Regions from separate parts of the Homo sapiens genome. Here region 1 is linked to region 2. A link is a loop called in an ENCODE intact Hi-C map of the cell type or tissue named here. Cell type or tissue: PC-3. All regions are shown on one strand. Links, peaks and the distances in the headings refer to the core of each region. The heading gives the core; the rest is flanking DNA. Region 1 overlaps UST (uronyl 2-sulfotransferase). Region 2 overlaps UST (uronyl 2-sulfotransferase).

Region 1 (5,381 bases), core at 276-5,275, 140 kb after region 2:
GTAAGCTAGAAAACAGCAAAGCAAAAAGTTACTTGAGGAATTACTTCAGCAAAACGAGGGAGTAAAACAAGCAAGTCAGACATAGAATCCAGCTAAATGGGATTCTTAACCTCTGAGGGACACAACTGAGAGGCAGAGAGGCATAGAACAAGAGACAGTTGCTTTCATTATACCTTTTGTCTTTTTTTTTTTTGACATGTACATATTACTTTGACAAACATTTTTGAATTTTTTTCAATAGCACATATACATCAAATAAGATTTTAAGACCAAAATAGAAAAAGGGGAAAATCCTTTATTCTACCATCTTAGATCCAATCATTTAAATTTTTTTAAATTTATTTTCTTCCCATCTATCTTTAAAATATAAGTTTTTTTAAAAAAAAAACTAGGGTTGTAGTCATATTATATATATATAATTTTATCCCGACTTTCTCAGATAAGCATTTTTCCTATAGTTACATATTCTTTGTAAACATTTTAAATGACTGCAGTTATTTACAATGACATGTACTACAAGTTCCCTAATCTCTATAACTGAATTGGAATGTAACTATGATAAATATTTTGTTATAGAAATAGAAGCAACCAGTTTGTCTGTTAGCCAGTTTGACTCCATCAGGATGTGTTATTTTTATTTGGTTAGGCTCCACGTGTTTTCCAGACTCTCTGTGAGACCATTGTAGTTGTGGGCTCCACATCTCTGAAAAGCATCAAAACCCCTTGAACCTCAAAGACCGCGGTTCCTTGTTTGAGTGACACTGTGTTAACCAGAAGAAGTGCAGGGATATTTCTGGGGGAGAGGCACTACAGCTTCCACAGGGTCCTGCCCACAGGCATCTCAAATGCTTAGTAAACTTTGCTGTAGTTCATTGAAAAGAGCCTACCAAAAATCTAATGAAAACTGAGCTGGATACTAGATTGGTCTTCATCTTATAATGGAACATTTCAGCATAAAACTGTGACTATTTCGGCCGGGTCCAGTGGCTCATGCCTGTAGTCTCAGCACTTTGGGAGGCTGAGGCGGGCAGATCACGAGGTCAGGAGTTCAAGACCAGCCTGACCAACATGGTGAAAACCTATCTCTACTAAAAATACAAAAATTAGCCGGGTGTGGTGACACGTGCCTGTAATCCCAACTACTCAGGAGGCTGAGGCAGGAGAATCGCTTAATCTGGGAGGCAGAGGTTGCAGTGAGCCGAGATCGCGCCTCTGCACTGCAGCCTGGGAGACAGAGCAAGACTCCGTCTCAACCAAAAAAAAAAAAAAAAAAAAAAAACTGTGACTATTTATTTGTCTTTAGTTCAATGCAATAGAAACTGGAAACTCACACTCTTGGAATCCAAATGAATGACTTCAAAAAATGTTTGGTCTCTTGTGTCCGTAAGTGTTTCAGTTTCAGAATTTAAGAGCTCCACTGGACTAGCGCTCCCAATGAGTTAAGGATATTCGCTAAAATAAATGTAGATATGCCGCCATAAAAATGAATGAGATCCTGTCATTTGCAATGACGTGGAGGTCATGTTGAATGGAACTGGAGGTCATTATGTTAAATGAAATAAGTCAGGTACAGAAAGACAAATTTTGCAAGTTCTCATTTATTTGTGGGAGCTAAAAATTAAGATAATTGAACTCATGGAGATAGAGTAGAAGATTGGTTGCCAGAGACTGGAAAGGGTAATGGCAGTGGCGGGGAGAAGTGGGGAGGATTAAGGGGTACAAAAACATAGTTGGACAGAATTAATAAGACCTAGTATTTGCTAGCACAACAGTGTGACTCTGGTCAAAAATAATTTAATTGTCCATTTTAAAATAATTAAAAGTATATAATTGGATTGTTTGTAATACAAAGAATAAATGTTTGAGGTGATAGATAACCCCCAAAAAAGCATGTATGCTGACAATTCCAAAGACATTTCTATTTTTGGGGGAGGCCAAGGAGGGTGGATCCCCTGAGGTCAGGAGTTCGAGACCAGCCTGGCTAACATGGCAAAACGCTGTCTCTACTAAAAATACAAAAACTAGCCGGGTGTGGGTGGCATGTGCCTGTAGTTCCAGCTACTCAGGAGGCTGAGGCAGGAGAATTGCTTGAACCTGGGAGGCAGAGGTTACAGCGAGCCGAGATCGTGCCACTGCACTCCAGCCTGGGCGACAGAGCGAGACTTCATCTCAAAAAACAAACAAACAAAAAGGCATTTCCACTTTTATTTTCCCAATAATTTTAAAGCCAGTTTGTTTATTAAGGATTTACTTAACTCATATGAAAAAGAAACGAAATAATTAAAGTAAAGTTGGCATTATGTCTCACTTATCCAGAAATTCTTTATCTGCCATCCTGCCATCAGACACATAGCCATAAACTCAGAAGTAGTGTAAAGGACCAGAAAGCCACTACGGTAGATGCCACAGATATTAAATATCCAACATCGCAAGCTGTGCTTACAACAGGGAGAGCAACGTGCTTCTCTGCCTGATGCTGATGCTTCCTGGATGGCTGTATTGAGAATTCCGAAGGACACTTCCCATCTCAACTAGAGTGTGTCATCAGTGATTCATGCTAGACATGAGCATGGAATGGGAGAATGATGGTATCTGGCCATCTGCCACTTTCCAATCCATTAAGCCTCACTAAAAAGTCTTGTTTGACTCCTCTGGTTCTGGCTCAGATTTTTTTACAAGGTTGGAAAAAAGCCTTTTACAAGGAAGAGTGTATGAGGCAATAAAAGTTAACTTAGACCACATCCATTCCATTTAACCCATTAAACTTGTACTCTGATTACCGTGGTCCACTTATGGGTCAAGGATTTGGGTACTGCCTCAATGGTGAATGACAGTCATTTTTCTCTCTCCCACTTCTAACACAGCCAGCGTAAGAAACCGTCCTTTTCCATAATATCCATATTTTTAGCGTGTGAAGACTGGCTCCAAAAATCAATTTTAAGTCCACATTGAAAAAGAGCTTTTTATATCATCGTGTTACATTGCGTCATGTGCAGAGTAAGATGAGCTATAAGAAGTCCAAAGTTCCACAGTGGTATATTTTGCATAATACCGTTTGTGTTTCCATTAAATTGTATTGTTGTTTTGACTGACATAGCACATTACATGTTTCTGTATTTTTCTTCCTCTCTGTTTTCTCTGTGAGTTAGCCAGAGTCACTATTTAAAAAAAAAAAAAAAAAAACTATCAGAATCACCAGGAATGGTGTTTTTGAATATAAGATTAAGTAAAAAGGAATGAAATGCTGAAGGTATAATAAAGATGGCATAATCTTAACAGGTGAGTGGCAGGTAAAGTAACTGGTATAAATGATTTCTAATCTTAGCAAAGGGTCTATGAGGCAAGTATTATTGTCCTCATTTTACCAGATGAAGAAGTTGAGCTTTTGAGAAGTGAACATTTGCCAAAGACTCCACAACTCACAAGAGGTACAGCCAAGATTTGAACTGAGGTTTGTCTGATACCAACCTTGGTGGTTTTCTCTCTCTGCCGTTCATGAAAGGTGAAAAAGTTTAAATGATAAATGCAGAGTAAAAGCCTTGTATTAACTCGTAAGTTTTGGTATCTAAGAAATTACAGCCTTTTCTAGATCTTGAGATTATAAAACTATTCTTAAAAGTTGGTTATTGTCAGGCGCAGTGGCTCACGCCTGTAATCCCAGCACTTTGGGAGGTCAAGGAAGGTGGATCACCTGAGGTCAGGAGTTCGAGTTTGCCGCTACTAAAAATACAAAAAATTAGCCGGGCATGGTGGTGGCTGCCTGTAATCCCAACTACTCGGGAGGCTGAGGCAGAAAAATCATTTGAACCCAGGAGGCAGAGGCTGCAGTGAGCCAAAATTGCGTCATTGCACTCCAGCCTGGGCAACAAGAGCGAAACTCTGTCTCAAAAAAAAAAGAGAAAAAAAAAGTTGGTACCAGGTACGTCCATCTGCAGTTTCATCGACTGAGATTATGTAGCTGAGAGAAACTGAGGCTCAGAGATGGCACGATTTAGCTGAGGACACCCAGCTAATTAATCTTGGAGCTAATTAATCTTGGAGCTGAGACCAGCACCCAAATCTCCTTTTCCTCATTCAGGGAACTTTGCATATGGCCTCTTAAGGATTCTGCTATTGAAAGCAGCCAGAAATCCTGTCTTTGAAAGCCATGGGCCATATGGACAAAACTGATCCATGTTTCAAGCATGGAGCTGTGTAAAAACACCAATAAGTCTTTTTTCAGTTCAGTGGCTTTCAGACAAGGTGCTGTCTTATAAAAGGATAAGTAAAATATGAATCGTCTCTAAATTCACCTTTTGTGATAAAATTAACTCCACCTGGGAATTTCTTCCTTCCACCCTTTCTAAAATTAAAACTGAAATCCAAGAGAGGAAGCAGTTGTCTAGTTCTTGATGTACAGAGAAATAAAAGAGCAGTTTTATGTCTCAGGCAGAAGCAGACGAGAGGCCTGTGGGCCTGGCAGTGCAGAGTGAGGAGAAGGAGGCAGGGCTGTGAAAATTCGCTGACAGGGAGGGAGTAGGAGGTGTCCAGGCCTCCAGCGCAGTGTCTCATCTCTAGAGCAAGCCCTCATGTGGGTGAAGCAAGTGCCGATACACAGAGGAGCCCCTGCAAGGTGGGTGGGAAGGTTATTTCAGGATGCCAGGAGCACTCAGGCCAGCTTGGAAGTCCTTTCATGGGCACCATGAGGAAGTCTGTCCACTTCTAAAAGAATTCTGGCCACTCCCAATGTTGGGAGCAGATCTAGCCTAAGAACTAGAACTAGGTTAGAGTGCCAGGTCCCAGCTGATGGATGAGGTTCCAGACAGACCCCACTCCTGGAGACATTTGGGTTCCAGCCAACAGGGAAGAGAGTATGCGATGTGGCACCTGAGCCCTGTCCCAGGGACCCCATCTGCCAGATGTGGCTGGCAGTGAATGGCCAGCATGGAAGGAAGCCCATGGTCCTATCTGTCTCCTTTTCCTGGACCCAAGTGAGCGCTAGCCCAGGTGGACTGGAGTATGTTAACTCTCCCCGCCAGAAACCTGGGCCTGCTATTGAGACTAGGTGAGGAGGGAGGTGGCAAGGGAGAGGAAGAGCAAAGGCATGAGATGAATTACCTAATACACAGACAGCTCATGAAGAGTGACCATCCTCTCAGAGTCACCAGAGTTTCTTTCAAATGCAGATTCCTGGCCCTGCATATCAAATGCCCTGGAAGTCTGGCCAGGGAAATCACAGTTTGTATCAGGTGCCCCATTGTTATCCCTGTTGCACTGTCAATAGGAGTCCTCCAAGGAGAGCAAGGAAGTGCAGACTGGGGCACCTCTGGAGGCTGCACACAGGGAGGAGAGGTGGAAGGAAGAGCTGCTGGCTGAGAAGCTGCTGTCATCATCCTGTGGGG
Region 2 (5,381 bases), core at 143-5,142:
ATGTCTTCTTGATATCATTAATATCCTTCTTCTTGATATTTATTATTCATACTTTGATATGGTTTGGCTGTGTCCCCATCCAAATCTCATCTTGAGATTGGGTGGGATGGAGCTGGTGAGAGATAATTGAATCCTGGGGGCAGTTTCCCCCATACTGTTCTCGTGGTAGTGAATAAGTCTCGTGAGATCTGATGGTTTGATAAGGGGAAACCCCTTTCGCTTGGCTCTCATGCTCTCATCTGCCACCATGTAAGATGTGCCTTTCACCTTCCGCCCTGATTGTGAGGCCTCCCCAGCCACGTGGAACTGTGAGTCTATTAAACCTCTTTTTCTTTATAAATTATCCAGTCTCAGGTATGTCTTTATCAGCACCATGAGAACAGACTAATACACACTTGTTTGTAGGATTGAAATCTACATGATAAATAAGGTGATTTTTAAAAGATGAGCAGTTTGCTGTGCTTGTTGCTGTAAGGGATCTTCAGGGAGTCCCTGAATCTGAGAATTGGAAGTAAGGTTGGAAGATCATCCTGTGCCTCCCTCCATCCAACACAGTAATCTTCTTAATGTCTCAGTCAGAGGCTGTTCATCACTGATGAGCCTGCCACTGATGAGCAGTCCTGGCATCATCACTTCCTCTGCAAAGGACACTGTGATCTGAGGCCCCACTCCATGTCAGGCCACTCCTTAGACAAAAGCTCTGTCTTCTGATGAGCTTCTGCTCCCTTTTGCACCATGATAATGACTTTATTTTTAGTAAGGATAGACTCACTCAATTGATGTTTTCTGCTGTTGGGGAAAAATTGTTTTATTAAGAAGCATTTTCCAACAAGTAAGTTGATGTTAAGTAGGCTTGGATATATTTGGAATTCACGAATGTGTTTTCTCCATTAGTTCCCTGAAAACCAGAAAACTTGACGTTTGTTTTAATGCAAAGATGAACTCTGGTTTTGTCCAACAGAGCTAGTGCTGGCCTTTGCTTTCAAGCCCTGTAATCTGCATCAACCCTCAAATTCAGTGATTCAAAAGTGAGTGACTCACTTCGTCTTTGAAAAGACCGTGAATATTTCTAGATTTATGAGCAATTCAAAACAGCCAGGCTTTTAGAAGGGATTTCCCAACTCATTTTGTTGAAAGGTAGGACTAAGACTTCTCTAGAAAAGAAACCGATCTACTAAGTACTAAAGAGTATTTATGAGCCACGGTAGACTTTATTTTTCAGAATCATACTACAAGTGTAGGAATACCCAAACCCTGCCAGGGTTTTGAAAATTACATTAATTTATGCCCAGGTATAACCCCCCCATCATAAATCCTGAAAAATGTGCAGGAAGACTGTGACAGGCCATTCTAAGAGCGTAACAAGGGCTACATCTTTCAGCACCAGACTGATGTTTATGTATGTGACTACTTGGAAGATGTTTTACTTAATGTACCATGTTCTTAAATTGGCTCTATTTTAAATATAATCGTAAGAGTTACACTTTATGTTTGTATGCCAGGTAGTTTATAAATGATGATTTTAACCACTCCCCGTTTCACACCACCCCAGCCTTATGAGGTAAGTTTTATTCTTCCTGCTTTACCTCTAGGGAAACTAAAACTCAGAAACTGCAAGACCTTGCCAAGGTTACGTCCAATAAGTAGATCACTACCTTGGGCTGTTGGCTGCCATACTCACATTCTTCCCCTGCATTCTTTCCCTTGTGCCTTCAGCCTATCTTTGGAAAGGAATTTCTGATGTTAAGGCACCTATTTGTTTGGCTTTGGTGTAGTTTTGTTTTTTGGTGTTGTGTTTATCTGTGCATAGAGTAACATATGGAGGTCTGGGAATCCTTGTTTATCTTCCAAAATTATAGTTCTGTGAACCACAAAATTTCACGTAAATCCTATTAAAGCTGATGTGAAATAGAACTAGAGAGATGATAGGAAAAGGAGAGTGATGAATTTATTAAAGCTTACTCCCTTTTAATAGACACCATCAGGCTCATGTGTTAGGTTGCTAGTTAATTTTGTGAGGATTACCTTTCCAAATGACTTCAATAATTTCCACTGCTCTATTCAAAACCTTATTTTACATTTGAAGGCCTAATAAAGAAGAAACTATGATCCTTTCCTTGTGTTACTTGAAAGTTTATAGGAAAGCATAATCCCAGATGGGATGGTTCTATCTGTCCCACAACATCTGTATAAGACCGACGCTGGCATCAAACGCATTTCATCCACACACGCTTCCTAAATCAGCATCAGCATTTATGAGCAACTCTTCAAGTCTCTTGTTCACATGCATGTCATTTTAATGCAGTTTATTTGAAACATCCGGTAGAATGTTCCTTCTTACCCGTTTCCCTAAAGCATGAGAAGAATTGGCAAGTGATGAGTCATTTCTCTGTCAAACATAGGATTGATGCATTTAGAATGTGGAAGACACAGTCATGACCAGTCACACCAGGCCATGGGCCAGAAACCCATCAAACAGGAGGCAGAGCTGGAAGCACAATTTTATTTTACCCATTTAAAATTATGTGTGCATTGACACCAACCTTCATGCACGTGACCCATAACCCAGCAAGAATTATTTCATTCATAGAAAGTCACCAAGGCCTACTTAGTCCTCACAGACTACTTCTATTGGATTCTGGGTTTAGCTTTCCCCCAGCTTCACAGTGGTAATGTTTCACACACACACACACACACACACACACACACACACACAGTGGCAGCAGGAAACCAGTCTACCCATTGCCTTGCTGTGTATACCACCCTGGACTGAGACTTGAACCCAGTCCGAGCCCAGCTCTGACACTACCCAGCCATGTGACCTGGGCTCAGCTTCCTTTCCTGTGAAGGGTGAGAGTCTCAGTGCCCTCCTGACCCCTGGGGTTGATGGGAGGGGCTGCTGAGATGATGTGTGACAACATTAAAGTTCTGCACGCATGTAAGCTCATTTCAGATGTGCCCCAATCCCTTTGGCATCTTTGTGAGGACTTCCATTTGCCTTTTGAATGAGACTACCTCTTCTGATTTTGGTTTCAAGTCGTAAACACATCTTTAACTTAGACTCACCATCCAGCAGTCCCCTGGGTATGCAGATGCCCTGCACTCTTCCCAGTGCCACACCCTGCTGCAGGTGCATGGTGCCCTGGCCAGGTGCGCCTGCCCTTCTCTTGCTGTCAGCGTCCCTCTTTTCTTCCAGATACAGCTGGGGAGACTCCCTTTACATGGAGATGTGCCTGACTCCACTACAGGATGCATTTACTCCGGTCTTCTCTTGGTTACTCACAGTGGCCTGTTCCCTCCTGACCTGGGGCCCAGCACAGGCTGCCCACCATCTCCTGGGATGCTCTCACCCTCTTTCCTGCTCTTCCTGGAGTTCAGGGCCTCTGTTCTCCCTTCTCACATACATCACTCTGTATTTACTCTTTGAAAGACTCATCACACTCATAAATCAATACTTATTTTATCATCCTTTGTTTAATGTCTGTCACCTCTTTTTCTGCAGACTTCTGAGGGACAGTGCTATGGACTCAATGGCTGTGTCCCTCTAAAATCTATATATTGAAGCCCTAACCCCCAGTGTGATGATATTTGGAGGTGGGGCCTTTGGGAGGTGATTAGGTTTGAGGGTAGGGCTGCCATGATGGGATTGGGGGCCTTATAAGGACGAAGGAGACAGCCAAGCATTCTCTCCCTCTCTCTCTCTCTCTCTCTCTCTCTCTCCCTCTCTCCCTCTCTCTCTCTGTCCTTCTCTCTCTCTGTCCCCCTCTCTTTCTGTCATGTGAGGACACAGGCAGGATGAGGGCTCTCACTGGAACTTGAGCATGCCAGCAACCTGAACTTAGACTTCCTGCCTCCAGAACTGTGAGAAATAAATGTTTGCTACTTAGGCCACCTAGTCGGTGGCAATTTGTTACAGCAGTCCAAACTAAGACTGTATCCCCAGGATCCAGCACAATGCCCAGCATAGAGATTTTCAGTAAATCTTAGATGGGTGCAGTAGTGACTGTCCTGCCTCTGATTTCTACCCGTCACCTGTCACACTCCCTTTATACTTTCCCAGACAGCTAGCATTTCACTCACATTGCTGCACAGGCCTGGTCTCCTATGAGTTTGAGTTATTTACTGAAATTGATATTCACAAGTATTACTTCTTTTCAACAAACATGCTAAAGCATGAACTTCTACATTAGTGTAGTAACCTTGGTAGGCTGTAAACTCCCCACAGCCACATGCAGGACACTTGGAGTATTGCTTGTAGGAATTGACTTCAAGGCTTGAAGCTTTTAAGAAAAGTTCTCTCAATGAGGATATATGTGTGTCCTTAGAGAAAGAATTTCATTACATAAGAGAAACCCACTCACTCCAATTCAGGTTTGGAGAGTAAGCTAGGTAAGCAAGCTTGAAAATTGTGACCACTTAGGGTCAAAAATGGCAGGTAGTAAGGTTGTCATGCTGTGGAGTGAGCAAGCACCTGGGGCTGTTCTTAACCTTCACTATTAACCAGCCGTGTGTCTTAGCTGAATTACTTAACCTCTCATTGCTTTGATTATTTCCTCTGTAAGTTGAGGGGTGTGGTGTACTATATCTATGGTTATTTTTCTGTTCTGAAATCGTGTATGTGGCTGTGTGTGTGCATGCACGTGCATGTCGCGGGTGAAATGTACTGACTCGTAACAAAGCTTGAGAGAAAATCAGGCTTAGTACAATGGCAGTTTGGTTGGATTAAAGCCCCCTTTCAAAGACAACACTCTTATCTGTTGATGTTCTATATGTTTGTTAAGTAAAGCAATACATCAAAACTTTTCAAATCATGGAATATTTAAAAAATGATAATATTTTGATGGTACACTGAAGTAAACTGGTGAGATGATGGTGTCTATATGAGGCTTGATGAAAACTTTCACCGCATATTTTTATGTAATTATTCATAAAACAAAATACAAAATATTAGGGAAGATATTAAATTTTGAAGTTGTGGGAAACCTCCAAATAAAAAATGTATCAGTTTATAATTGAGAGTGATGACCTCTCTTCGGATTTCCAACTTGAAATGCTTCATTCAGCAGTCTTCAGAGAGTCACCACTTACAAGAAATTTTGCTCATAGAAAGAAGTGACAAAAAATAAAAAATCATTTTCACAACTATTAACTTCCTATTGCTGCTGTAACAAATTACTATAAATGTAGTGGCTTAAAATAACACAAAATAATTATCTTACAGTTCATCTGAACTGGGTTTTAATGGGCTCAAATTAAGATGTCAGTAGGGCTGTGTTCCTTCTGGAGGCTCTAGGCAAGAATTTGTTTTCTTGCCTTTTCCAGCTCCTAGAAGCTGTCTGCACTCCCTGACTCGTGGCCCCTTCCTCCATCTGCAAAACACA

Evidence for each region. A loop is a pair of places that touch in the nucleus more often than their neighbours do. Peaks named below come from ENCODE experiments on the same cell type or tissue, not always from the same donor. Only the 100,000 strongest peaks of a DNase experiment are listed, where the experiment ranks them.
Region 1: it touches region 2 in a loop (9-fold over the local background); 1 of 110 quality-filtered maps calls a loop at or near these places.

What each region holds. Positions count from the first base shown.
Region 1 is chr6:149,009,641-149,015,021 of GRCh38, forward strand. The region is part of intron 5 of UST (uronyl 2-sulfotransferase); the gene reads left to right. Among named protein-coding and RNA genes, the nearest start is that of UST-AS2, 20 kb to the right of the region's middle. RefSeq lists an enhancer at 4,979-5,381. In PC-3, for the core only: no CTCF peak of the experiment used is centred there; a DNase peak (open chromatin) is centred at 2,571; H3K27ac peaks cover 2,305 bases.
Region 2 is chr6:148,867,427-148,872,807 of GRCh38, forward strand. All of the region lies in intron 1 of UST (uronyl 2-sulfotransferase), which reads left to right. Among named protein-coding and RNA genes, the nearest start is that of UST-AS1, 95 kb to the right of the region's middle. RefSeq lists a silencer at 1,507-1,801. In PC-3, for the core only: no CTCF peak of the experiment used is centred there; DNase peaks (open chromatin) are centred at 1,045 and 2,375; H3K4me3 peaks cover 307 bases; H3K27ac peaks cover 3,058 bases.